Linked DNA regions of Homo sapiens: regions 1 and 2 are each linked to region 3. The links are chromatin loops, found by intact Hi-C in ENCODE. Cell type or tissue: endothelial cell of umbilical vein. All regions are shown on one strand. Region 1 has its middle 100 kb from the start of ITPRID2. Region 2 has its middle 81 kb from the start of ITPRID2. Region 3 has its middle 31 kb from the start of PPP1R1C.

What was found. A loop is a pair of places that touch in the nucleus more often than their neighbours do. Peaks named below come from ENCODE experiments on the same cell type or tissue, not always from the same donor. Only the 100,000 strongest peaks of a DNase experiment are listed, where the experiment ranks them.
Region 1: a loop joins it to region 3, with 5 times the contacts of the local background. A loop is called at or near these places in 4 of 110 quality-filtered maps.
Region 2: a loop joins it to region 3, with 4 times the contacts of the local background. A loop is called at or near these places in 2 of 110 quality-filtered maps.

What each region holds. Positions count from the first base shown.
Region 1 is chr2:181,786,873-181,794,872 of GRCh38, forward strand. No RefSeq gene overlaps it. Among named protein-coding and RNA genes, the nearest start is that of ITPRID2, 100 kb to the right of the region's middle. RefSeq lists an enhancer at 3,851-5,050. In endothelial cell of umbilical vein, no CTCF peak of the experiment used is centred here; DNase peaks (open chromatin) are centred at 1,059, 2,419 and 4,659; H3K27ac peaks cover 2,937 bases.
Region 2 is chr2:181,806,663-181,814,662 of GRCh38, forward strand. No RefSeq gene overlaps it. Among named protein-coding and RNA genes, the nearest start is that of ITPRID2, 81 kb to the right of the region's middle. RefSeq lists an enhancer at 4,200-4,494. In endothelial cell of umbilical vein, no CTCF peak of the experiment used is centred here; DNase peaks (open chromatin) are centred at 4,339, 5,899 and 7,779; H3K27ac peaks cover 3,636 bases.
Region 3 is chr2:181,950,695-181,958,694 of GRCh38, forward strand. It overlaps a transcript of PPP1R1C not described here. Among named protein-coding and RNA genes, the nearest start is that of PPP1R1C, 31 kb to the right of the region's middle. RefSeq lists an enhancer at 3,918-5,117. In endothelial cell of umbilical vein, a CTCF peak has its summit at 3,748 (motif pointing left); DNase peaks (open chromatin) are centred at 3,757 and 4,447; H3K4me3 peaks cover 300 bases; H3K27ac peaks cover 1,337 bases.

The DNA.
Region 1 (8,000 bases), 160 kb before region 3:
CTGATAGAATCCTTACAGTTTCTTCTGATCTCTTTCTTCCATTTCCCTGTTGATTCTGTTGTTGCTCACACTTTTGAGGTAATCATTTGGGAAAACGGTACCCTACAGGCATTCCTGCTCTCAGAACTGGGCAAAGGTGCTTGCTTCAACCTTCCTCCAGCCATGCTGCTCTCCATGGGGTGTGAAATCCATTGGGTTTACTTCCCCTTTTCTAGACCATGCTCTAGGTACCAAGGACTCAAGACTCTTCTGCTTAGAAGGACTTCTAAGGCCCTTCATTCTGAGGCTAACACATGCCAGTGTGCAACTCTGGGGGCTCAAAGTGCAGCAAAAGGTGACTGTTTTCTGTGGGAGTGTGTGTGGAGCTTGGAAGCATGACCTGGGATATCCACACATGGTGAGCAAGGCCCTTCCTCATATGAGACAGAGAGAGTGAGCATGGAAAAAGAAGGCTGTGGGTGTCGGCAGGAGAGAGAGGAGGGGGTGGAGAATTCTAAATTTCAACTGTCCTTCAAGTCATTATGAAGAGAGATTTGTCAAGGTAGAGGATGAGACATATTCCAGGAAATTAGGTAGCTTGATTTATAACATTTAAATATTTGGACATAGGTATGCAAGTCTCCTCTGTGCTCCTGCCCAGGCCTGTGGATGCTGGGGTAGACCTGTCTGAGGTGAAGTGATCACCACTGATACCTCTTCAGCACTAGGGAGGGCTCTAATTCCTCTTAGCGCAGGTGACACCAGTCTGTGAGTTTAACAAGATCTCCTTGAAGGCCTGGAAATAATATAAGTCTAATACAAAGTAACCAACAGCTATTATCAGTGGTGGTTACTTAGGATTCACAGACCCAACTGGACTGCAGAGTTCCTTACACACTCCCACAGCTTCTGGGATCATGGAGACCAGCTCAAACCCACAAATGGGAGTCTCCAGACACCTCCAAACACTAGTCTAGGCCTGTTTATTGTGGTTCCTGTTGTTTTAAATGAAGTCATACTTGTTTCATTGATTGACAGTGGCACTATCTGTTTCCTTCAGATGAGATACCACTTCCCCCTCAGCCTCTACTTGTGTGTTATATGACAACAGTGGCCTGGAAGAGATCATCACAGTTGTTCCCCTTATTTATCAAAATCCCGATTGTTTTATTTTAAACAGCACACATCTGAGCTAGTAACAGTTTGGTCCAAGCAGCAGAGCACAAACCCAACACCAATTTCCTGTCACAGCCTCACCTGCAATGGGAGATGGGAGAACGATGAGATTGATAGGTCCCTCCTGTCACAGCCTGGTCTCAATTCCTAGACTCCTGTGAACAACTATCTGGATTAAAAAAAGACAAACTAGCTGGGCACGGTGGCTCATGGCTGTAATCCCAGCACTTTGGGAAGCTGAGTCAGGTGAATCGCTTGAGCCCAGGAGTTTGTGACCAGTTGGGCAACATGGTGAAACATTGTCTCTACTAAAAACATAGAGATTAGCTGGACGTGGTGGCATGCACCTGTAGTCCTAGCTACCTGGGGAATTGAGGCATGAGAATTGCTTGAACCTGGGAGGTGGAGGTTGCAGTGAGCTGGGATGGGCCACTGAACTCCAGCCTGGGCAACAGAGTGAGACTCCATCTCAGAACAAAACAAGAGACACAAACCTTCCAAGAACAAGATTTTTTTTTTTTTTAAATCATAAGGCAGTCTAAACTAAGACTAGGGCAGAGAAGAATTCTCTAAATCTCCAGGGCTGAAGTCTGCTAATAGTCTCAATTATGGAATCAAGTAGAACTGAATATATCTGTCTGAAGCAGCAGCACTTGGGTTAAATTTTTATAATCCAGAGATTCCTGAAAATATGGGTTTCCATCTATATCTTCAAGATTTTAAAAGCTCACCAAAGTCAATTCTCCCAGAGCAAAATGAGGTATAAACTGCCCACTACCCCTCTCGGCTTGTCAGTTTTCAATCTTCAAAATTATTGGAATCAAATATCCACTATACATAATTAAATATGTGTACTACTAAAGACATTAGTATTTATTACTAACATGAATAATATCTGTCCTGTCTGTATCATGCACCACTGTGAGGCCTGAAAAAAAGGGGATGTAGTGCAAGAGTAACACAGTAGCACTAGTAATACCATCAAGCAGGGATAGCCCAAGCGCAGTACTGTTACACACATGGTTTTGAAAAGCAGGTTGCAAACCATAAAATGATCCAAAGGTTAGGTAATTCTGTCACCTTTCCCTTCCTTACTGAGGCTAGCTGTTCTGGTGAACATATTTGGATTCAATTCAATGTTTTATTGAGTGTCTTCTAAGTACAAGTTAGTATGATAGGTGGTGAAACTCAAACTATCCCCTTGGCTCAAAGCAACATTTTCAATGTTACTGCTCAGCCGCACTTATACACAGCCTGGAAAACCTGTAAGAGCTCTGCTGCTGCTGAAGACCAAGGATTTCTTTTGTTTTTCTCCATTTTCCTTAGTCATTTTACATGAACAGGGAGAAAGAATGTTAGGATCTTCCTTCATCTAACAAATGAATCATTTTGTTTTGTTAGCATGAATACTATCTGGAACATACAGCTATAATGGTAAAGACTGAATTCTAGAGTCAGCAGACCTGTTTTCAACTCTTAACAGTTGAGTTATTTAACATCATCAATTCAATTCAGACTTTGATCGTATGTCAAATTGGATTGAGGATAGGATCTATCTCATGGGAAGGCTGTGAAGATTAAGGGGGATAACAAATATGAAGTATGTAGCGCAGTAAGGACTCAAATATTAATCATTTTAAATTAGTAATTGTATTATTTCTAAACTGGGTGCTTGCTAAAGAAGATACACAGATTGTAAAATGAGATCTCCATTGTCAAGTATAGAATCCTTCTACATGGAATAAGCTGTACACCAATAATGTCATTTACCCTAAGAGACATATAGAAACTCTTTGTTATCCAGAATGCCATCTATGCAAAATATATTTAAGAGATGGGAAGTGAAAAATGAATCAATGCAGCTAAACTAGGTACCAGACAGTACATATATACCTTGTACAAGTGATGGGTCCAAAATAGTAGATGACTAATTGCCAACAGTAGATTTTTGTTGTAGTTACCTACAAGAGTAATCATGATTCTTCTCATGTGGCACTATTATTATTGATCTTTCACAGAAAGAGTCATGTTATCCATGCTCATGTGCAATGGACAAAGCTTTTCCAACTTCGTCCTGTTCTAGATGTTACATGCCAGAAGTTCACTCCTGCAATCAGCAAGTGGGACACAGGTAGAGAAAGACAGAGATTTCAAAGCCACACAGACAGAGCAGTCATTCCCAGACAGTCACTAACTCCACACCCACATTCAGTAGAGAGCACTGAAGGAAAGCCTTATCTGCACTTTCGAAGCTGATACGACAGATTTTAAGGTCTATCACTGAGCATCTGTGGACTCAGAGATAGAGAATGTCCTGAAAAATAGTAATAAGGTCCATGATAGAAGGAAATAACATGAGCTAAAATACACATAAAGGATTTAGAAGAGTTCTGCGAATGTGGAAAGTCCTTAAGAAAAGTGAGCTTTTATTATTATTTTTTGTAGGAAAAAAGCGACTTGGACCCACAAAACAGCAACAATGGAAACTGGACAGCTGAAAAATATGTAGAACCATTGGCAACTTAGAAATTTAGACCCCCAAATCACCAAAGAATATTTTATTTTTTCAACAGAACAAATTCCTTAGTAGATAGGGGCACTTGTAATACACTTGAAGACTTTCTTGTGGTTGATTTCATGTGTGGGTTAACTCTAAAGTAATCTGCATATACAGATTATTCCTTAGTTTTAAATTTGTCATCTTTATAAAGTTCCAACCTAAAACCCTTCCAGGTATTATTACACCCGAGAGTATACGGATCTACCTTAGCTGTTAAAGTCTGAGGGCCCACCCAGAGCGGGCAGATCAGATAAGCACGTCACCCCACAGGAAGCTGCTTTCAGTTGTTTGCTGGGGCATGCCTTGGTATCAGTCACAGATGTTACTCAAAGATGAGACCCCTTCAGCCCTTATTCAAAGCCCTTTTACTCTTCTTTGTTCCAATTCTGTAATAAACATTTATCGAATTTTAGATACTGACAAGGCCAGGAATATATGTCTGGCCAGCCACAGCCAGGTAAACATCATACGCAAACTAAAAGACAAATGCAGTCAGGGGAGCTGTGAACACGTTCAAGCCCCTGAACTATGACCTGTGCTTTGAGTTCTGTGTGAGACTGAAAAAGACAAACAGAAGAGTTGCCTGTTAGAGATAGTTTTGTTTTTCTGGTTTTAAAGATATAATCCTTAGATTTGTAAATCATTCTTGGTAAGGGGGAGACACTGCTTTCCAGTTGTCTACCATTTCACTTACCTGAACTTTTTGAATGCACAGTCCTATACATTCTTTGTCAGTACATTGATTTTAAAGTCGTTTTATAAAAGTTAATGACTCACGGGGCCATCTGTGCAACTTAAACACAATGGCAACCTATGCAGGTGGTTGCTGTGTGTCATATACTGTGCCTGCTGTGTATATTTCTTCTAATTAGTCATACATCCTGAATCAGTTAAGGATGACTGTGGTGAGAAATACAAATCATACCAGGACTGCTTTTAGCCTGACCTATGGTGAACTTGAATGAGTAAAGTACTCCCTGGAGAGAAAATTGCTCACTGTATAGGTAGGCGTACTCCTTTCTTTCAAGGCAACAGGATACATTTAACAACAAGGAAAAAGGAGTTTATCAAATATATCCTGAGTAAGACCCTTTGGTGGCGGGTTGTTTTTCAGGCTCAATTTCTTGGCTTCTCAGATCTATCCTTTAGAAAAAAAAAAAAAGAGTAGTCCAAAAGCTGAAATTCATCAAGAAACATATCCTGTTCATGAAGGAGTCCTAGTGGAGGATGGAAACAACTTTAATTTAGGTTCTAGTAAGCAGTCTGGGATGATTTTCAGATAAACCATGAAGCCATCAACTTGTATTTAATTTGCTGTCATAAAATTTAATTACTCTCAAGCAAAACAAGTTCTAATTAGATGTGATATGAAAAAATTAAAACACAGCATATTAACAAGTGAAACTGATCTCTAGATAATAAAAGTGAGAGAAAGTACATATTGAACTTAAGGAGTGGTCTGGAAAGAGTACCAACAACTAAACGAGGAAAATTTAGTGTGGTCGTGGTAGGAGGAAAGGTAGCCAAAGGAAAGAATCCTGTGTTAATGAGCCTCTGGTCAGTGACTGAGACTGTAGAAAAGAGTAAAAAATAAAATGAAAAAAGTCAAAGGAATTCTAGGTTGTCTGCACTCACCTCATTATACAACAGATGAAGAAACTGAGGCCTCTCATGGCAAAGTGACTTGTTCAAGGACACAAAGCAAGACAATGTTATTACTAAGGCATATGTGTGTCCTCTTCTTCATTGTTAGGTAATGTATGCTAAAGTATAGTGGGCACTGTCTTCATATTTGGATGTGAAGAGAGGCAGTTTCTAGTAGTATTTAAGATGATAGGTAGACTACCAATAAAATAATTTGCTAAATATACATGATACTCATTTAAAATAGATTCCTTCTACCAGTAATGTCACAACTGGTAGTGTATGGAGGGTTTTGTCCATGTAATCCAAATTTGTGGCAAATTTTAGAAATTTTTCTTGGGAAAGGATATTTAATAAGAAAGTGATACAAACTTGAAATATAGCTTTAACAATCAATAAATTATCTAAGTACTTTTAAATGGACTGGAAGACCGAAGAAGATGTACAGATGGCAAACAAGTGTATGAAAAGGTGATCAACATCATTTGTCACTGGGAAATTAAAAATTAAAACAACAATGAGATTATACTACACACCTATTAGAGTGGCTAAAATTCCAAAAACAGATAATATCAATTGCTGGTGAGGATGTGGAAAAAGGAACTCTCATTGATTGCTGGCAGAAATGCAAAATAGTCTAGCCATTTTGGAAAGCAGTTTGGCAGTTTGCAGGAAGCTAAACATAGTCCTAACATATGATCTAGCAATTGTTCTAGGTGTTTACCCAACTGAATTGAAAACTTATGTCTACCCCCAAATCGCCATGCAAATGTTTAGAGCAGCTTCATTCATAATTGTCCCAAACTGGAAGCAACCAAGATGTTCTTCACCAGGTGAATGAATGAAAAAAAAAAAAAAAAAACTATGGTACATCCATACAATGGAGTACTATTCAGTAATAAAAAGGAAATGAGCCATCAAGGAATGAAAAGACATGGATGAATTTTAAATGCATATTGCTATGTCAAAGAAGTCTGTCTGAAAGGCTATATGCAGTATGATTCCAATTATATGACATTCTGGAAAAGACAAAACTACAGAGATGGAAGCAATTAGTGATTGCCAGAGGTTTGGTGTGGGAGAAGGGGAGCACAGAACAAGTGCGGCTCAGGAGAAGTTTTAGAGCAATGAAGCTATTCTGTATGGTATAACTGTGGATAAGTGTCACTATGTATTTGTCAAAATCCATAGAAATGTACAATAGAGAGAGGAGAGCTTAATGTATACAAATTAAAGAAAAATCATTTATGAGGTTGGGAGAATCCCAAGATGAAATGTCCAACATGACAAAGATTGTAACTGTATTACAAATGTGTGAAACAACCTCACTGTAGGTTTTATAGGGGAAGGTTACTGACCTAAGTAACTGGAAATGAGTGAGGCCTGTATGACTAAAAAAGATGGCAAAAGAAATTATACATAAGCACTATATACTCATTAATGAAGTTGTTTCCCACAGGGATAAAAGTTTTAATACCATTATACACATATACTAAAATTGAACAATTAAATAAATGGATGATGAGTATTAGATGTCAGATATCTCACTTTTGGAAAGAGAGGTTACAGATAAACAAGGGGACGAGGCCAGAATAACCCACGTGGTAACGGATTAGTCAGAAGCATCAGTATGAATTCATGTTTAGCTTCATATAGCTAAAACATGGTCACATATGGAAATATTTAGAGATATGTGCATATGTATAGGCTAGTATTCACACAGATATCTTGCTGATCTGTCAGCTGAGAGGCCCAAGAAGCAATGACAGTTTAGTAGCATGGACACTAAGCATCGAGTTCTTGGGTTCCCATACCATTCTGCAATAAAAGGAATGAGGGCTTCTTGGGGGAAATGTCTGATTCTAAGACTGGAACAAGAAATATACAAGTAAGATTTGTGTATTTGTAGTACCACAAAAAAGGAAGTACTCAGAAAAAGCCAAAAAACAAACAAAACACAATGATAGGGGCACATCAAAGGGACACAAGATCTCACTGAAAGAGCTCCCAGTAGTAAAAATTGGAACAATTTGAGCAACCATAATAAATAAAGTAGCATCAGATTATAACCCAAAGTATAAAATAAATATTCAAGTAGCATTGGATTATAATCTAAGGTATAAAAATTATTCAACCAAAATAAATAAAGTAGCATCAGATTATAATCCAAAGTATAAAATAAATATTCATGAATCCATACTGACATAAATGATTGAATAAATAAATAAATAGAAGGAGAAGAGACCACCTCCCTTGCAGAAATATTTCAAATAATTTAGGTAGATAGTCCTCAAGGAGGTAGAGCATAATTCCCGAGTCCTTAAGTGGGAGCTGTGCATAGGGACTCCCTACCAACGAGTACATGATAGAAAGCGGTGAGGAGAATAACTTCATAGTGGAGACACGTGATAAACACATCTCAGCCAGGTGATCACCACCAACAGTGATATCAATATATCACCGTAGTGATGGCAATATGCCCTTGACAGATGTGATGAAAATGGCATTTTAACTTTTTGAGCTTTCTCCCAAAAACGCATAACCTCAGTTTAATTGTTAGTCAAATCCCAACCGAGGGATATTTTATAAACTATCGGACCAGTACTTCTCAAAACTAAATGTTATCAAAAACAAGGTATGA
Region 2 (8,000 bases), 140 kb before region 3:
CCCATTCAACCCAGCAATCCATTCAACCCAGCAATCCCATTACCGGGTATATACCCCAAGGAATATAAATTGTTCTATCATAAAGACACATGCATACGTATGTTCACTGCAGCACTATTCACAATAGCAAAGACATAGAATCAACCTAAATGCCCATCAATGATAGACTAGATAAAGAAAATATGGTACATATACACCATGGAATACTATGCAGCCACAAAAGAGAAAGGGATCATGTCATTTGCAAGAACATGGCTGGAGCTAAAGGCCATTATCCTTAGGAAACTAACACAGGAACAGAAAACCAAATACTACCTCTTCTCACTTTTAAGTGGGAGCTAAGTGATGAGTACACATGGACACAGAGAGAGGAACAATACACACTGGGTCTTCCTGGAGGGTGGAAGGTGAGAGGAGGGAGAGGATTAAGAAAAATAATTAATGGGTACTAGGCTTAATATGTGGGTGACAAAATAATCTGTACGACAAACCTCCATGATGTGGGTTTACCTATATAACAAGTCTTCACATGTACTCCTGAACTTAAGAGTTAAAAAAAAAGATTAACCTTTACTGCATGCTGCCTCTGCACCAGACACTGAGTTAACCATTGCACGTGTATTATTTTAGTTAGCCCTCAAAACAGCTTGAAGAGGTTGGTTTGAGAGATTGGGTGTCTGACAGGTCACACAGTTTTGTATGCATGATCCATCAAACTTACCTTTATCCCATTCTTTAGAATGGGATGGAAACCTACGACTGTCTATTACAGAGTGAAGCTCTTAATTGTGCTACATATTGGCTACCTTTCTTTCCCTGTCCCATTTAGTTTGTGATGGGAATAGAACAGGAGCATAGGAAGAAAATGAATAGTTACAAATCAACTCAGTAGAGAGTAATTAGAATGTGTGTACTGTCTACTTATTGACTGTAAATTGTGATTTGCTAGCGTCCTGGGTTGTGAATGCTTGCTAGCAGGGTTCATCAGTACATAATTACCTAACATTGCTAAATGTGGCCAGGAGAGTCTGTCCTTTGATGAACCCAAGTGTGAGAGAGAGATCTTAGGTTTCTGGATTAAGATTCTTCCTGAGATTTGTAACCTCAAACATTTGGCCAGCTTCCTTACCGTGCATCCCCAGTCTGAACCCCAAAGGATTCTTAGGCAGAATGGACTAGTTCATTAAGCATCTTTCCACTGGCTGTGGGTTTGAGTGCCTATGCTCTGTCCTAAAGCATCCACAACTGATTTCTACTCTTGAAGTCTGGGGGTTAGACATGAGCTGGTCCCGAACTCAGGTAGTGAACTCTGTCTGGCTTGAATCTTCCTATAGGAAGATTATAGGAACCAGTCTAGGAACTGAGTGCTGTACAATGCAGAATTGATTGGCTACTATGTCACAACTAAAAAATGATATCTGGATGCCCTGAGATTATTTGGACCTGTGTTTTCCTTCAAAGAAAAGTAATTTTTATTTGCTTTTTAGAAATCCACTTTTGTTAAATAATAACAAGATATTTTTTAAAAATACAGACTATATAAAAAGAAAACTATAAACCATAGTTCCATTGCCCAAAGATCAACACTAACAGGTCTATTAACATCCAGTCTTTTTTCTAGTTTTATTAAAGAGAAGTGTGTGTATGCATGTGTTTACATTAAAAATTATTTGCACCTTATTAATTGGTCCTTAGTAATATTTGTTGAGTAAATGAAAAATTAACATTAGATTCTGACATTTTTTTCAGAGGAATTTTTAAATACACAATTACAGTGTTGTCCCCATAATGAGATACACATTTCATAATAAAATTATTTACTTTGAATCCAAATGCTATCGTGAGAGTAATTTGGCACCAACAATATCACATTATTAAAAGAATATTAATGTGGTCAGTTTAGTCAGGTGTGGTTTGTTTTTTAGGACTTCTCTGATGTGATGAATATATTACGTGTTGATGGTAATAATGATTGCTAACATATACTGAGTGCTTAGAATACATTAGCAATTAGGAAAATTTCTCATTGCTCTCCATTTATTAACTAATTTAATATTCAAAACAGCCATAAGATTACCTGCAGGTTACACAGGAAGAAACTAAACTAGTTTTCTCCAGGTCACACAGTTAATGAGTAGCGGAACAGGGATATGAACCCAGGCAGTCTGGGTCCAAAGCCTTTGAGTATAGCTACCATACTATAACAGGACACTCTTCCAGGCATATTATACCATGATTTCCCTTTCTGGAATTTTTATGTTAGTTAATCATTAGTCAATTTGAGTATATTTTCACTAGGTATTACATTTAATATACTTTTGAGAGCAAGTAACAGAAAATATTACTCAAACTGGCTTAAACCAGTGGTTCTCAAACTTTAGTCTGCATCAGAATCCCCTGAAGGGCATCTTAAAGCATGGATTGCTGAGCTAGCTCCACCCTGAGTTTCTGATTCTACATTTCTGGGATAGGGCTTTAGATTTTGTATTTGAACAGATTCCCAGGTGAGGCTGATGCTTCTGGTCTAGGACTATGCTTGGAGAAAACTCACTGACCTTAGTCAAGATTTATGCCTTAGGCTGGCTTAATACAATTCTATGGCTCTATTCCTCTGCATCCCTCTTAGCTATTATCTCCTCTGTGTATCTTCCTAATCTTCAAACCATAGCAAGATGACTGCAGCCGTTTTAAGCCTTGAATCTATGCACAAAAGTATCCAACAAAGGAGAACCCAGTTATTTCAGCAATTTTTGTAAGAACAAGGAAATTCCTTTATCAACGACTTTGAAAAATTTCTTTGGGTCTTGACCTACATTAGATCACCTCTCTGTTGAATAAATTCTAATGGACAGGAGAGCTCTGCTTGCTGATTGGCTTAGGCTTAGGTGGAAAAAGAGAACTTTTCTATTTAGTCTTCCTTTCTACTGTTTAGGTTCAAAGCACGTTTTTTAAAAAAGCATTTCCTTTTTCAGGCAAAATCTTCAGAATCTATCTCTGAAAAACTGTAGACTACAAAATGTTACCTTCCCAAGTCAACTTTAAAGCTAATACTTTAAGTTTACATATTAATAGCAATATAACAATATTTACAGTGATAGAACAAATGCATGTATTTAAACAGTGCCTTTACACATACTACTGAACAAGATTTTTCTCCTAAATACCTATCTATATCCAAAGTCTCACTGTAGTTATGAAGAGGTCATTGATTTATATACAGTGCCTGCAAAATGCTACAAGCCGCACTTCACTGCATTGTCCAATTTTATCTGCTTGCCAATCTTAATAATTAGGCCATATTATTATCTATGTTTTGCAGATAAGGGCTATAAAGCATCTATACTATAATAGTACACATCTAATTTAACTTAAATGAATATAACAATTTATTTTTCTTGAAACTGTATAATGTCTACCATGGTAGAATATATAATTGTTTCAGAAATCATCCCTATGAGGTACATATAAAAAATAACCAATCTTGGGCTGGGCACGGTGGCTCATGCCTATAATCCCAGCACTTTGGGAGGCTGAGGCGGGTGGATCACGAGGTCAGGAGATTGAGACCATCCTGGCTAACACGGTGAAACCCCGTCTCTACTAAAAATACAAAAAAATTAGCCCGGTTTGGTGGTGGGTGCCTGTAGTCCCAGCTACTCAGAAGGCTGAGGCAGGAGAATGGCGTGAACCCAGGAGACAGAGGTTGCAGTGAGCTGAGATCGTGCCACTGCACTCTAGCCTGGGCGACAAAGCGAGACTCCATCTCAAAAAATAAAATAAAAATAACTAATCTTAAGGGAGTTATGCTGATGTATGTTGTTTTCATATCTAGTTTAATTAAATTTAAATGTCTATACTTAAGTATTTATTATGTATATTATGTATTATGTATGAAACACACATAATATATATTTATTTTACATATACATACAAAATGTGTGTGTGTGTTTAGAGAGAGTGAGAAAAAAATCTCTTATTATAATGCCTGGCTCATTGAAAGTACCCTATGATAATGTCATATTTTTATTTAATTCAATGTAACAGCTATTTATTGGGGAACTATTAGCTATGAAGTATTGTGCAAGGAAATGAGTAGCTATTAATATATACTGACATTAAACACCGTATATTAAACACCAGGCCCTTTAACATAGGCTCTTCTTAATATACTCATTACAGAGGTAATTTCTCAAGCAAATTAGTCGTGTAACTTGTCTCTTGATAACAGCACGGGGAGTTAAGACTGCCAAAATCAACAGCGTATTTCAAAGGCTTCCAGGTTCTCTGTAACAAAGGCTGAGTAAGCCATGACTCATAATCGGGAAACTTCTATTTGAGGGCCTGATTATCTTTCTTCATATCTGGGGTGTGGGAAAGACTGGTAGCAGTGGGCAGCAGGCTAGGGAGGAGTTCCGTTCTGTTTCCAGGGCCACAAAGGGAGTGAGAAGCACATAGTGAAAGTTCTCCAGAGTAGCTTTTTCTCTTTCAAGGGAGCCCTAGAGACACACAGAGTGATCTGAAACATATTCGGGACAATTGAGTTGTTAGAATTCATGATTTACTGCATTATCTGGTTAAGTCCATCATGTACCATCACCCAGGAGTCAACTAGCCTCTGACTTGCACCAAGCCACTCTGGGTTGCTTGCTGCTTCTGTCTGTGTGTTTTATTTATTTATGTGGGCAGGAGGAGGGGGGAGTAGGGTTGGAGGAGGGAGGAGAAGGGTTAGGGGAGGTATGTTTTTAAGGCCCCATTTTGAACCTGCACATAATATAATTGAAAGAGAACAGTTTTCCAGTTGCGCAGAAACGCATCTAAATTTTGGCTATCATGTACCATTGTGTGGCCTTGGGTAATGCCTTAACATTTCTGAATCACAGTTTCCTGTTGTTTAAGACAGTGACATTATCTGCATAGTGGATTTGTTGTAAAAAATTAATTAGAGTGCAAGTGAAAAAGAGCCATCGCAATGCCTGGCATATAGTAAGCTCTCAAAATGAGGAATAAAAAAAGAAACCTAGTGAGTTGGTGTTATGCTAAATAACCATTATATTTAAAATGACTAAGTAATTTATATCCCAAAGATGTTTTTGAGAATAAAAGGATCACTATTAATAATTAGGTCAGGGCTGAGTGCAGTGGCTCATGCCTGTAATCCCAGCACTTTGGAAGGCCGAGGTAGACAGATCGCTTGAGCTCAGGAGTTCGAGACTAGCCTGGGGAATACAGCAAAACCTCATCTCTACAAAAAATGTGATGGCGCACCCCTGTAGTCCCAGCTACTTGGGGCGCTGAGGTGGGAGAATTCACTGGAGCCAGAGAGGCAGAGGTTACAGTGAGCCGAGATCAAAACACTTCACCACAGCCTGGATGAGACAGCGATATCCTGTCTCAAAAAAATAAAAATAAAAATAAAAATTAGCTCAGAACAACAGACCAAACAAGCACTGTCCTGAGCAAATCTGAAGGCATACTCCTTCTAATTATAATCATGCTGCTCTATTGATGGGGCTAAAGGTAGGAGTCAGAAGTCCTTATTTCTTGAGATCATAAATTTGTAATCACATAACTTTTCTCTAGGTTTCTCTCAGATACTTAATGGTTGTCATTAGATCATGCATACAATATAGTCCGTGATAAGTGATAGGGTAGAGAAAGGAATGTGGATGGCCCAGTTTTCTTCTTCCCCTAAACTGAAAAAAACCTAAATCTCACTTTTTCCCCTAAACTGAAAAAAAAAAAAAAAGAGAGAGAGAAATCTCCCTCTTGCCTGAACAGCAACTGCAAGGCTTAGAACCCACAAAAATACCACTTAGCTCAGACATCAGAGAAATGTCTGTGCAGTTGGTGGGCTGAAGGTAGGGAGGAGAGTTTTCATAAAAGTTTGCTTTGTAATTCCATAATTTAAGCTCATGATCTGGAAAGTATTTCCTCCTTCCTGTTGTTGTGTAATCCAGGATATACTTTTATGATATACTCGATGGCATTCAAGACAATGACTAAATTCAGAGGCAGTGGAATATTGTTATACCTCCTAATTTAAATTCCTATTTTATATGGCACAAAGAGTCCTGCCATTCTCCTAAAGAAACTTTTAAAAAATGGAGGCTAAAAAGAAGAAATGTGATCATTTTAAACACTTTATATTTTGTAAAATTCCAATTTTAAAACGTGGGAAAAGAAATACAATGTATAAAACAGATACATTAAAAATCTGGCATTATCTCTTTATTTTGAATATTGATCCTGAACTGTCTTAACTTTTGCTGTTAAATTCTGACTTTTCTAAGAAATCAAAAGGAGGCACTTTGATCCTTGATCCAAGAAATTGTCTGGGCCTTACCATTTACATTTTAGGAAAGAAGTCTAGAAAAAGTCAAGCTAAAAGGCTGTATGCTACTTCACCTGGCCACTCTCCTACTCACAAAAGTGAACCTGGGCAGATCCTTTATTGGTTCATTCATTCATTCATTTAACAGGAATTTATTATGCTCCTACTAAGTGCCATATTCCAGGCCAAATGCTGGAGATTCAAGCATGGTCATGCCATTTCCAGGCTTAATGTCCAATGAAGCAGATGGCATTGCTGTGAAGAATTATTACTAGAAAACAAGATCAAGATTAATGACAGAGGAAGCTCAAGACACTTTGAGAGCCCACAGTAGTCTATGGGTCAGGGAAGGCTCTCTGAATATGGATCTTTCTCCAGCCGAGTAAGGTGAGCAGGAATTGGTCATTTTATAATAGAAATGGTGTCCAAGGCAGAAGGACAATCTGTGAGGGAGGGGAAAAAAGAGAGAAGTTGGTGTGAGGATCTGAAAATATACAAGTATGGCTAGAATGAGGGCACTCAGTCACCATGAGGCTAAAGAGACAAGCAAGGGCCCAATTATAGAGGCTTTGAAGTCATATTAGGAGTTCAGGGTTTACCCTGTTGATAGCTGGGGTGTCTCTAAACATTGAGCGATTTTATGAAAAAGGTTGACATGATCAAGTGTGCATTTTATAGAGAGAATTCTAGCTTCAGAAGATCAATTAGAGAATGACATAATGGTCAAGATCAAAATTAATAGCAATTTCTACAAAGATGTTGTCATTGGAAATGGAGAAATTTAGGAAGGAATATTAACAGGACATGGTGATTCCTGAGTAGATGGTGATGCCCCTAAATGACATGGAGAATATAAGGAGAAGAAGTGGGTTTAGAAGGTGGTGATAACCGTCAAACAGTTGAATGTGAAATGTCCTTAACATATTCAAGTGAAGATTTCCAACAGAAAGTTGATTTTATGGTCCAAGGGCTCAGGAGGGCATGGTGAACCATATTTAGAGACTGGGGAGTCCTTAGGGTATAAGTGGCCTTTGAAGCCTAGGGAGTAAATGAGACACCCTGAAGTCAGTAGGCAGAATGAGAGAAGAAGCGGGTCAAGGACAGTCTCCCAAGGAACATCAACATATAAAGGAGCAGGAGGGCCACTCTTGTGTTTATCTGGCCCTGAGGTTTCAAAAGGTCTTCATAACAACAGGAAGCATGTGACCGAGATCTAACTGGTGATAAGATGAACTGTCTGATATTATGCATGGGGTTAGAGTGTCAGTCAATATCTACTGGTAGTTCTAAAACTAGATTCCAACTTGAGAAAAACATTTCTTGATGTCCCGTGGAAATGAAGAGGAGTCATAGTCTGACTATGTCACCAATGTTTCTGCAGTTTCTTTGCTTTTCTTTCCCTTCTTTGGTAATGCTCCATCCAGCACATGCTGGCCTGGCAACATTCCAGGTATAAACAGCTTAAAGACTGCTCTCAGTTTATTCTTACATAATATTCTCACTTGTATTATAGAAAAAGGAAGTTTTATGATAGAGTTAGTTGGAAAATAAACCATATGCTTAACCTAGCCATAAACTATACTTAGAAAGACCAAAAATACCTGAAGTGGTAATTCAAGACTCACTTTTCTCAATAATCTCATAAAAAATAAGGAATGCAAAGGTCCTG
Region 3 (8,000 bases):
CCCCTAACCCTGCAAAAGAGAGTTGACCTGGGGTTATCTTAAAACAGAAACTCTTAAATGACTACCTCAGTGGGTTGTATACATGAAAAAATGGTGTGTTACTGGGTGCTCAAAATGGAGCTATCCAGAAGAAGGCATTGCCAAGGTCAAAGAAACTACATTGCAGATCTTGAGTGAGAAGCTCTGAAGAAGCAACAAAAGTGTCCAACCAAGAAAGACTCAGCAATGCATCTGCTGTCCAGAGAGCATGAAAGCCACATTTTATCAGCTGCATAACCCAGCTCCTTCCTCTGGTCCCTCTTTCCTTAGTCTGACTTTGGAGAAGCCAGAGCCGTGGCTTACACAGTGTGGGAGGAGGCAGAGTTAGGAACTTCTTAAGAAACCAGCCACATCCCCACCCCACCTTCAGCCTCCATTCTGGGAATGAGGAAAGCTTGACACTGAATAAGAATTTAGATATTCTATTTCTTTACTGAACTGAACTCTAGCTTGGGTATTATTAGAGTAGCTGATATGTTTAATGCCAAAACATTACCTAAGAATGAATACACCAACTATGGACTTTATCTATAGTTTTATCTTTAATAGTGAGAAATAATACATCATTTTCTTTTCACATTTTATCACTGATGGAGGTATCACATAATCATATTAATGTATCTGCAGGATAGATGTTATCTTAGTAGGAATTATTTTCTTCCCTCTGTAATTAAGGAAACTGAAGCTCACAGAGTTTAAGTAAGTTTCCTAAGGTCCCACAACCAACAGTCAAAAGAACAAGGCTATGAAACATGAATGTTTCAGTCAAACAGTCATTCCCTTCCTGCACGCTGCACTGAACCTCAAGGACCAACAAAGAACTTGAGAATTCAAAGTGGGCAAGATTTTATCTAATTTGGGGAAACAAGGAGTGTTCATGCAAGGGGAATGGTTCATGAAATGGACTTTCAGGATGAATAGGTTTTTAGCAAACAGAGATGAGAGGAAAATAATTCTAGGACAGAAGTGACTAAACTAAGAAACTGAGGCTGGATAGGGTGTAGTCTACAAACTGTGGTAGTCTAATCTGGATACGTATAAGGTCGAGGAAGGGTTAGGGAAAGAGAAGTCTGGAAACACTGTGGGGCAATAGAATGGTAATTCTTTACTTTTTACCTTACTCCCTCTTCTGCAACTGCCTCTTATTCTTTGAGAAAAAAAGGAAGATATACTTTTCATATGATTTGGAAAGCAGAGATTATGTGCTAACATCTCACTTGGTATAGGGAAAAACTGCAAGAATTTTTTAGAGAGGTGGACCTAGTTTCAAATCCATTACTACTATAAGAATATACTATTTCTGAAACTCAATTTCCTTGTCTGTAGAGCAAAAAAATTACTCCATAGTACCACAGTGGAGGATAAATAAAATAAGATGAATATGATACACAATTATAAAATAACTGTGTGACCTTAAGCAAATTACAAATGTCATGTCTCTGTTCCTCAGTTTGCCCACCCCATTGTGTTGTCAATGACATGTTATATCACTGTTTGAAGGACTTTACAGCAAAAAAAGGTATTCTTATAAATGCTCAGTAGATGTCAAGCTTAATTTTGTATGTGTCCAAAATTAAACCTTTACATTTTAGTTACATAAAAAGGTCCTTTAAGTGAGGGTAAGAGAACATTTAAACTGAAAGTTATATATACTAGGCCTGAAATTTTTAATGGCCTTATTTAAAATGAATATAAAGGTACTTAAGGAAGGTAGCAGTTGTAGGCTTTCTTTTCTTAGGAAATCAATACTCATAAAACTCAAGGTTGGAAATGAGAATTAAAAACCACAGTGAGTTTATTTTAAAACATGTAGTCTGTCATCTTTATTTTCCCTTTGGATTACATAGTGTTTATACCCTGAGGTCTATTTATGTTGCTGCAACTCTTTCACTGACTTTGAAGTGAACTTTGTATGGTGCTAGAATCAGAGCACTAGGGCTTAGAGATCATGTATTCCAACCCTCTCATTTAAAAAGAGTAAATTAAGGTAAGAGAGTAAAGCGAATTTCCCTGATATCTTTGTTTCCTCTGAGATGTAAAAATCTCTGTTGTTCTTAACCACCAGGCTAAGTTCAGTGACAGCAAGAGTCATCCTAGTTCAGCCCCTAACATGGCCCCTGATCCTCCCCTTAACCTAGACAGTGCCTGGCACTTAGCAGACACTCCACTTATAGTTCTGGAAAAAAAGCACTTATCTCTGAGCAAAGTCTTTTACTCTCATTAGAAACTCTCTGGCATTCCTGGTATGGCTTAGGAGACTAATCACTGATAATAAATAAATAAATAAATAAATAAATAAATAAATAAATAATAAATTCCTGCTGTTCTTCTCCCAAATACATGCCTCATGGAGTTGCCTGCAGGAGAAAGAGTTCCACAGCAAATCAATACCTGCAATTTAAAGGATTCTACTCTTGCCAGGTGTGATGGCTCATGCTTGTAATCCCAGCACTTTGGGAGGCTGGGGTAGGAGGATTGCTTGGGGCCAGGAATTTGAAACCATCCTGGTCAATATAGCAAGACCCCGTCTTTACAAAAAAATTAAAAATTTAGCTAGGCGTGGTGTTGCCCACCTGTAGTCCCAGCTACTCAGGTGGCTGAGGCATGAGGATTGCTTGAGGGATTGCTTGAGCCTGGGAGGTCAAGGCGGAAGTGAGCTGTGATCGCACCACTGTACTCCAGGCTGGGTGACAGGGTGAGAGGCTCTCTCAAAAACAAACAAACACACAAAAACGAGGATTCTATTCTTGTAACTTCAAACCAATAAAAATAAGGATTCTACTCTTATAACTTCTCACCAGCAGATTCATTTAAAACCATTATTTCTTCTGTCCAGAGCATCCTAATACATGCAACTGCTCTCATCCAACTGGCAAGCACACAGATTTACTAGCAAAGTTTAGTACCTGTTGGTCAGAAGACTGCCTATTTCTTCTGGGTATCTCTTCAATGTTCCAGGAAACAAATTTCATTTATTCTTATAAGTCTGACTGTCCCAGACAAAGTTACTGTATGTACAAAAATCTGTGTATTTCTTTTGGTGTGATTCAGATGCAAGCAGAAATGAATTTTATTCATATTGTTATCTTTAAGACTGTGTGGGTTGGAGAAGGATTCATAGACAACAAAACAGGAAAAGATTAAGTCAAACAAAACAACTTAGTGGTTTTGTAATTTTGGAGGCTTTTGTCTGAAGGGAGATAGCTAAAGCTTGACAAAGGCTTCCTATGTGTGAGTAGAAGAGACAGCTCTTTTCCCTCTTCATTGGGGCAAGCACCATAGTAATTAGATTTAAAGGACACCAATAGACTTTTTTATTAGAACCAGATAACTTTCTGGTGTTTCTCAAATGAGAGAAAGGCACCTCCATGGAATGTCTTTCATCCGTTTTCAAATTCTACCAAGCCCAGTTCTTCTGCAAACTTCACCTAATGTATGTGTGATCTACAGCTGTGGTTTACAAACTGAATTCAGGTGGCCAGGCAGGGACCCCTCCCCCCGCGCCCCACTACCCGCTAACCGCCTCCCGCCACACACACACACACACACACACACACACACACCCCGCGCGCGCGCACACACACACACCCCACCCCACCACCCCGACCTCCACATACATTCCCCCGACCCCCTCCAGCAGTGAAGTCTAAGAGCACCGCGAAGTAATTTAAATTTTCGAGGGAAAGCACAGCGCCATCTGTCGGACATCATGCCAATTACTCTTGTTAAGTTCCTACCTGACGGTTACTTTATACTTTGAACTGCTAGGTACTCCTTTTGGCCTAAGGACACAGTGAAAAATGTACCGAGACCTTGGAGAGCCACGAACCAAGAAACTTCAGAAACCTCTGATATCTGATCAAGAGTTAAGAGACGTCAGAATCATCACAACTGACAAAAGGTTAGGAAAAAATTCTAAACATTTCTATTTCCTACAGACTTCCCCATTATATTTTTGGCTGCCTAAACAGAAACAGACTTCCATGATCAGGAGCTGGGCTCTGGCAGTTAACATTTTATTGCCATTTTACTGGTTATGAACTCTTTCTATGATATCTTCGTATCTATATGAATAGATAGGTGATATGTATCAGTATGTATGTGTTTAAAGAGAGATTTTTTTTCCCTAGGCATGTCTCCATACATAAATATTTTTAAAAGTTAAAAACATGGGTTCCATGTTTCGAAATGGCTAGGACAGGAGCTGTGGAGTTCTCAAATCCTAATTGAGGGCTGTCTCAGGGAAAGGTGCTGATACAAAAATCAGTCTCATCCTAGGTGACCTCTGTCAGCTTTATAAGCTCTTTGATGACTTATTATTCCATTTATAAAACAAAGAGAATAATACAGATGTTATTGAGGTTCGTGTTTATAAAATATTCTAAGATGGCCAGATGAAAAGTGTGACTCACAGGAAATGCCAAATCTGAAATAAATCATCCTTCTGAGTCACAACAAATACCTTTCAATGTGATGGAAACTTGATATTTGAAAACTCCCTTGATTAGATTCCTGTTTTCATCAGCTGTACTTTTCCTATGAAATTTGTTTACATATTTCTTTCCTCTTTACCATGCTTTCAAATTGGTTGACATTTATAACTTGAAAGAGGACCATTGAAAAATTACTTAAGGGAGACCAGCACAAATACAATTTTTTTTTCCACCAGGGAAAGGCCATGTGCGTGTGTTTAAATGTAATTATCGTTTCCCTTTTGATTTTTGTCAATCAAGGAAATAGTGTTACTAAAATGTCTGATTGTTTTATCTCATCACTACCAACAAAAACTGTTCCATTACAGTCTGTGAGGCTTTCTATTTTAGAGTGTTTTCTAGGCAATATGTGGTAATTCAAAGAGATCAAAGTAAATGTCTCCACCTCAATTCATACAAGCCTTGATAATAATATATTTTCAAAACTTGTCCATTCTAAAGTAACATTTGTCTACTAAGCCCTTTTTTGGGGGAAATTTAAATTAGTGGGAGGAGCTTATACACTATCTTTTTCATAAATAACACTTTTCTTGATTATTAAGAAGTAAATAAAATGATCTTCAATTCTAGCACACAGAGATAAGCGCCATTGAAATGTTGGTGTGCTTTGGTCTAGTCTTTTGTCTATGCATGTTTTAATATTATATACTTTTTAAATTTTATTAATCTCATTTTGTGTTACAGTTTCTTTTTTATTAAGTTGTGCAGGTTTGTTACATAGGTACACATGTGCCATGGTGGTTTGCTGCACCCATCAACCCATCATCTATGTTAGGTATTTCTCCTAATGCTATCCCTCCCCTATCTCCTCCCCACCTCCCCGCCGCCACCCCTGCCCACAGGCCTGGCGTGTGAGGTTCCCCTCCCTGTGCCCATATGTTCTCACTTTTCAACTCCCACTTATGAGTGAGAACATGTGGTGTTTGGTTTTCTGTTCTTGTGTTAGTTTGCTGAGAATGATGGTTTCCAGCTTCATCCATGTCCTTGCAAAGGACATGAACTCATTCTTTCTTATGGCTGCATAGTATTCCATGGTGTATATGTGCCACATTTTCTTTATCCAGTCTATCATTGATGGGCATTTGGGTTGGTTCCAAGTCTTTGCTATTGTGAACAGTGCTGCAATAAACATACGTGTGCATGTGTCTTTATAGTAGAATGATTTATAATCCTTGGGGTATATACCCAGTAATGGGATTGCTGGGTCAAGTATTTCTAGTTCTAGATCCTTGAGGAATCGCCACACTGTCTGCCACAATGGTTGAACTAATTTACACTCCCACCAACAGTGTAAAAGTATTTCTATTTCTCCACATCCTCTCCAGCATCTGTTATTTCCTGACTTTTTAATGATCGCCATTCTAACTGGTGTGAGATGGTATCTCCTTGTGGTTTTGATTTGCATTTCTCTGATGACCAGTGATCATGAGCATTTTTTCATGTTTTTTTGGCCACATAAATGTCTTCTTTTGAAAAGTATCTGTTCATATCCTTCATGTTACAGTTTCTTTTGGTAATTTTGATTACCATTCACTCCAATTAAGTCAGTCATGTAATATTTAACATATTTTTGCATGTGTTTAAAAAATGGCAATTTCAGATTATTTTAGATACTGTAAGTAAATTGAAATTGTGAAGTATAGATTTAAATGTATTATTTTTGAAATTTCCATCTGAAATGTTACATAATTTTGTTTGTTGAGTCACTCTGTAATTAATTCTAAAGCTCAAACCATGAGCTGTTCACACTGTTAAACCTTAAAATTGATTTGGGACCAGAAAAATTTCATCAGCTGTTTTAATTTAAATAAGTATGCATGTGCTTTGCCACTGGATAATTGTGCTAACTCAGGCCAGGTGCAGTGGTTCACGCCTGTAATCTCACCACTTTGGGAGGCTGAGGTGGGCGGATTATCTGAGGTCAGGAGTTCGAGAACAGCCTGGCCAAAATGATGAAGCTCTGTCTCTACCAAAAATACAAAAATTAGCCAGGCATGGTAGTGCACCCCTGTAATCCCAGCTATTCAGGAGGCTGAGGCAGAATTGCTTGAACCCGGGAGGTGGAGGTTGTGGTAAGCCGAGGTAGCGCCACTGCACTTCAACCTGGGCGACAGAGTGAGACTCTGTCTTAAAAAGAGAAGAAAAAAATTGTGCTAACTCTTATCAAGCAAGCCCTTGAAATTCCACTCAATTCATGAAGCCATCTCAGTTTCTTCTGGGACAGGTAGTAATTTACCCATTCTCAACCATTTAGAAATATTATTAAGTCCCTTTAACTTACTGAATCATAACAGACATTCATTCCATTGTTTATACGTAAAATTACTAAATATTAGTTATTGGGTAGTCCTAGATAAAATTTATGAAGTTAGGGTGTCTTCTTCTCAAAACTGTTTCTGTTTTGAGTATTCTTTATTTTCTTCTTATACCCAAATAATCAAAATCTGATAATTCCCATTGCATACCTTAGGAATCTGTCTCCCATGCCCCACTCAGCTCCCCTTTCCTTGCAAGGCTTGTACTTTGGACTTTTCTGAACACCACGCCTTACCCCATACTCATCAGCCAATGTTGATTCTTCTGGTGGCTGAGGGTCTTGTTGGATGACTGCATTGCTAATCTTGCCATTGCATTTCGCTAAAGTGCAAATAATTGATAAATGATTCATGAGTCATGCCTCCCAGAGTGTGTACTCATTTAATTAATGGAAGGCTTCGAAGGCTTAATTCCTAAGAGGGACTGAGTAATAATGAAAGTAGATTGAAGTATTTTGAAGGGTAGTGAGGGAAAGAAAGCTACACCCGTGTGATAACTGGGTTTCCAATATAGCTGTTTTCAGTCTGATTCTCAGAGGCTGACTTTGATATAAGAACATTTGAGCAGGAGATATGCTAAGGAAGCGCTCCCAAGAAAAATCAGCAGGGGGGCTTAATGGAAGCAGAACAGGGAAGTGGAAGTAGCTAAGCAAGGACTAATTTCAGGTCAACTCCCTTTCTCAGCCCGATCCTGCAGGGAGTTGTGCAAAGGAAATTACATTACTGATTTTGTCCTGGCTTGAGGAAAGGGAGTCATTTTCCATAGCTTGCCCTGTGGTGGCCATAAACTCCCTGGCACTTCCTGCTATAAGTATGGCCAAAAAGGCTGCAGTAAACCAAGGACAGTCCCCTTGGTTTTGAGACTGTGAGCTGTTAGAAGTACAAATACAAAAGCTGGGGATGGGCATAGGAATCATAAGGAGGCTCCATAGGGATGTGGATGAAGCACCATCTGTATATACTGCAATGGCATGAACTTAAGAGGGAACAGAGTGGATGAACAATATCCATGCAGCCATGAGTTGGGCAGTGGGTCCTTCTTCCTGAAGGTAATTACAGCACCAGATCAAGATATAGAATAGAAGTCTTTCTTGTACTCACTTCCCATCAATAGACCCCTTGAAAAGGTAATCAGTACTCTGATTACACTTAG